Linked DNA regions of Homo sapiens: region 2 is linked to region 1. Evidence: chromatin loops called from intact Hi-C (ENCODE). Cell type or tissue: B cell. All regions are shown on one strand.

The links. A loop is a pair of places that touch in the nucleus more often than their neighbours do. Peaks named below come from ENCODE experiments on the same cell type or tissue, not always from the same donor. Only the 100,000 strongest peaks of a DNase experiment are listed, where the experiment ranks them.
Region 2: a loop joins it to region 1, with 5 times the contacts of the local background. A loop is called at or near these places in 7 of 110 quality-filtered maps.

Annotation. Positions count from the first base shown.
Region 1 is chr6:106,687,160-106,689,659 of GRCh38, reverse strand. No RefSeq gene overlaps it. Among named protein-coding and RNA genes, the nearest start is that of LINC02526, 7.1 kb to the left of the region's middle. In B cell, no CTCF peak of the experiment used is centred here; DNase peaks (open chromatin) are centred at 889 and 1,297; H3K4me3 peaks cover 504 bases.
Region 2 is chr6:106,978,505-106,981,004 of GRCh38, reverse strand. No RefSeq gene overlaps it. Among named protein-coding and RNA genes, the nearest start is that of CD24, 5.0 kb to the right of the region's middle. In B cell, CTCF peaks have their summits at 1,228 and 1,428 (motif pointing right); a DNase peak (open chromatin) is centred at 1,404.

The DNA of each region.
Region 1 (2,500 bases):
TAAGCCAACACCACTGACCAGAGCAACCAATGGGAAATGCTAATGACTCTTAGGCACGCGTGGTAAGTTTAAACATAATGTATGGTTCGTGACTAGCCTGGGCAGCATGGTGAAACCCCATCTCTACAAAAAATACGAAAATTATCCAGGCGTGGTGGTATGTGCCTGTAGTCCCAGCTACTTGGGGTGGTGTGGGGCTGAGGTGGGAGGATTACTTGAGCCCTGGAGGTTGAGGCTGCTATGAGCTGAGATCACACCACTGCACTCCAGCCTGGGTGGCAGAGTGAGACCCTGTCTCAGACAAATTTAATTTAATTTAATTAACAAAAAAACCCCAGGCCGGGCGCGGTGACTCACGCCTGTAATCCCAGCACTTTGGGAGGCCGAGGTGGGAGATTCACAAGGTCAGGACATTGAGACTATCCTGGCTAACACGGTGAAACCCCGGCTCTACTAAAAATACAAAAAAATTAGCCAGGCGTGGTGGCGGGCGCCTGTAGTCCCAGCTACTCGGGAGGCTGAGGCAGGAGAATGGCGTGAATCCGGGAGGCGGAGCTTGTAGTGAGCCGAGATGGTGCCACTACACTCCAGCCTGGGAGACACAGTGAGACGCCATCTCAATTAAAAAAAAAACAAACAAAAAAAACCCCACAAACCCATAATGTATGTACGTGCAGGAGCCAAATGTCCTTCATAAAAATTCTGTTCAGCCCCTGTGAAAATAAAAAAGTATTTTTACATTTCGACTGCGAATGTACTGTTGTAGCCTGCAGCTTTTATTTCTGCATTTTTATTTTAAAAAATTAACGGCTTACCTTCAGAGCAATTGTATGTTACATAAGACACAAAGTCCCTTTCTAGCCGACTCCACATGCTTTCTGTTTCACTCCTGGGTTAACACATTCTTCCTAACACTGAACATTTGTCTATGCCGGTGTTTGAGACAGGAATTGAAACACTTTTGCAAATATGAATTCACATGCCACCACAGGAGTTCTGGTTAAATGTGCCAGTTAGACAATTATGTTTACTATCACTCCCTCTGGAAACAACTCCTAAATGACATTAAATAATTTTAAAAGGCAATGTGATTTTAAAAGTCAGAAAAACAGAGAACAAAAGAAAAAAATGAAGTAGCATAAAAAACTAGAAGCTGGAAGTGTTTGCACTAAATGATTTAGGGCAAGGTTTCTCAACCTTGGTATTATTGACATTTTGAGCCATAGAATGTTTCACTGTAGATGGCATCTGTAGCAGCATTCCTGGTCTCTACCCACTAGATGCCAGTAGCACCCCTCCCTAGTTGTGACAACCAAAAATGCCTCCAGTTATTGCCAAATGTTCCTGAGGGTAAAATTCCGCTGGCTGAGAACCACTGATTTGGGAAATAAGAAAAATCAAAATGTATCCCCAGGAAAAGTCTAGAACCAGGCTTACTCTGGCCAAAGGATGCCTCACTCACCTCACCCCCAACCTCCCAAAATAAAAAGCTCAGGAGCTAGAGGCACCAGGCAGAAAACAGCACTGGTTAAAAATCTGTAAAAGAGTTAGGTTGAATGCTCTGTATGTCCTCTGCTTTAAAGATTCATTCTTTAAAGAGGCTGAATCTTGGGGACTCCAGGGTTGACGACACCAGGCACAGCTGAGGGTGAAAGTTCCATACAGAATGTGGGCATTATATAGGAATCTACTAAACAGGTGTGGGATCCTAGCTCTTTGCTCAACTCAGCTCTACGAACACTGGCATCTAGGTACCTATTTTCTAGGGAGGAGACTGGAAGATTCTTCTGATAAAAACTGACCGAGCCATAAACAGAAAAAAAATCGATTGTCACTCAAATTTAATGAATTGGCCTGGCCAGATCACTCTAAAACCCTAAAGTAAAATCTACCAGTCAATGACCTCTCCCTCTCTTCTCCATACATATCTTCTAATCACAGGCTTTTCAATGCCTCACTCCCATGCAAATAGACAGCCAAGAATGGCCAAGCATTTAAAGAAAGCCTCCAGCATGGAAAAGAAAAAAAGAAACAAGAAGGAACTTAGAGAAAACAGAAATATTGGGGAGCAGATGCAAAGTTCAAAAATGTTTTAAGTGAAGCTTCCCTTCTCAGATCTTGGTTTCCAAATACCAAGGCGGGCCCCCACTGGACTGGGGGCACAGAAATATCCTCTTGTGTCAGAAAATGTAAAAATGTGCAAAGAATGATGAGGCGGTAAGACAGAACATAGAAGCTAGCTTGAAGCGGTATCCCCTGGCCAAAGGGAGGACAATTTGAGCATAAAAATAAATAAGAGTATAGAATTGTAAACCTTGATTACAATAGAAATCCATGAATCCATGATTATATAAACAAATAAGAGAAAGGGAAAACACTTCCTTTCAGTAGAATGCCAGCTAATAATTGTAGAAGGAATAATGGAAATAGATAATTACCATTTGGCAGCCCAATCTGTGGTAGCTGATAGAGACGAGGTCATCAATGGATGCTAAGGCTG
Region 2 (2,500 bases), 290 kb before region 1:
TGAGGAGGAGGGTGATTCTGAGGCCTTGGGGGCTGGAGAGAGTTCCTTTGCACATATTTGCTTTGTGGGAGTTGGGTAGGTAAAGGCCACAGAGTATATTGACTTATTAACTTATTTAAATTACTTTATTTGTGAATGAGTGATGGTACAAGCTAACGTGATGAAAAATGCATCTCATTCTCGTGTGCCCTGGCCACCCAGTTTCTCTTCTCAGTGGCCAAGACAATTTCTTGTGTATCTCTTTGGAAATACTTTCTCTGTCAGGTTTTTGTTTTTTATTCTTAAAATTTATTATTTATTTATTTTTTGAGACAGGGTCTCGTTCTTTGCCCAGGCCAGAGTGCAGTGGTACCACCTTAGCTCATTGCAGCCTCAAACTCCTGGGCTCAAGTAATCCTTCTGCCTCAGCCGCCCAAAGTGCTGGGATTACAAGTGTGAGCCACCCCCGGCCAGTTTTGGTTTTTTAAACACAAAGTACCATGCTGTACACACAGTTATGTATCTTGCTTTTTTCACTTAAGAATTTATCTTGGATTTTCCCCTGTAGGATAGATTATGTTCCTTTACTCTTTTTAATGACTTCATAATATTTCATGATATGACAGTGCTGCAACAAATCCCTGAACATACATTATTCTGCATTTGTAGAAATTTATCTGTAGGTTAAATTCTTTTTTTTTTTTTGTCACCCAGGCTGGAGTGCAGTGGCATGATCTCGGTCCACTGCAACCTCTGCCTCCTGGGTTCAAGCAATTCTCCTGTCTCAGCCTCCCAAGTAGCTGGGATTACAGGCATGTGCCACCATGCCTGGCTAATTTTTGTATTTTTAGTAGAGACAACGTTTCACCATGTTGGCCAGGCTGGTCTCAAACTCCTGACCTCAGGCGATCTGCCCGCCTCGGCCTCCCAAAGTGCTAGGATTACAGGCATGAGCCACTGCGCTCGGCCAGGTTAAATTCTTAAAATAAGGAGAATGTGCATTTTTAATACTGAGAGATGTCAAATTCCTTTCCATAATCCCATCAGCATCGACGAGAAAGACTTTTCTTGCATCCTTGCCAATACAAGGGAGACACCAAATTTAAATTCTGGCAAAAGAGATTAAGAGTTGCTTCTTTCTTTTATTTCAAACACCACAGGATGCTTAGAGGTAAGCATCCTATTATTCAATTTGCATCTGAAAACAGTCACAATTCTTTCTCTTTACATTTGTTTTCTGGTCTCAATGAGGGTTAAGAGAATTTGAGTGACTCTACAGGGGGAAAAAGGAAGTAACAGTCAAAGAAAATCATCGTGGTTTATTAGCTTTATAAGGATTCCAAAATGCAGGGCTTTTTACATTCAGCACGAGTTGTTTTTGTTTTCCTGACAGTGAGCGCGTAAGGTCCCAGTGGCCAGCAGGGGGCAGCACGTCCACACAGAGAGTCCGGCTGGGACGCCACCAGCTGATTGAACATGCTGCAGCTACTGGACCTAGGACCTCATCAGTCAGAAATGCAAACTCACTTTGGTACCTTCACTGCCTTCTCATGATTGGCAGTGAAGAACAAAGCTCCACTGAAAGACCCGGATAAATGGAAATATTCCATTTATGCCAACCAAGTGCAGGGTGGCACAGAATTAAGAGGGAAAAGAGGGCCGGGCGCGGTGGCTCACACCCAAATCCCAGCATTTTGGGAGGCCAAGGCGGGCAGATCACAAGGTGAGGAGTTCCAGACCAGCCTGACCAACATGGTGAAACCCCGTCTCTACTAAAAATACAAAAATTAGCCGGGCGTAGTGGCGCGCGCCTGTAGTCCCAGCTACTCAGGAGGCTGAGGCAGGAGAATCACTTGAACCTGGAAGGCGAAGGTTGCAATGAGCCGAGATCACGCCACTGCACTACAGCCTGGGCGACAGAGTGAGACTCCATCTCAAAAAAAAAGAGTATTATGAACACAACTAAGAATTGCATCATGTTGTAGAACAGAATTTATATTAAATATTTGATTATTCCAGCCACTATTTGTGCTATAAAGCACAGATGGAACACCTTTATTGGATTCACATTATATTTCATACCTATTTTGCCAAAAGTGCTAAAAATGTCAAATAATTAACCCCTGTGTCTTCTGTTCCTCTAGAAACAGGATTTACTATTTTATCTTAAAAAGCAAATTAACCTGTTTCCTTAATATTAGTCCATTCAACCAGCAAGGACTGATTGCATGCCAGGTGCAGTGGATATTGGGTAGGCAAGACATAGTCTCTCGGGAGGCTAAGACAGGAGAATGGCTTGAACCAGGGAAGTGAAGGTTGCAATGAGCCACTGCACTCCGTCCTGAGTGACGGAGTGAGGCCCTGTCTACAAAAAAAAAAAAAAAAAAAGAGAAAGTGGTGGTGCAGGATTCAAATCCATATTTGACCCCAGAATCCACTATGTGCTATGCCAGTCTGGTCTCAGGTCTGCCCTTAGAAATTGTAGGCATTTTCCGGGCACGGTGGCTCATGCATGCAATCC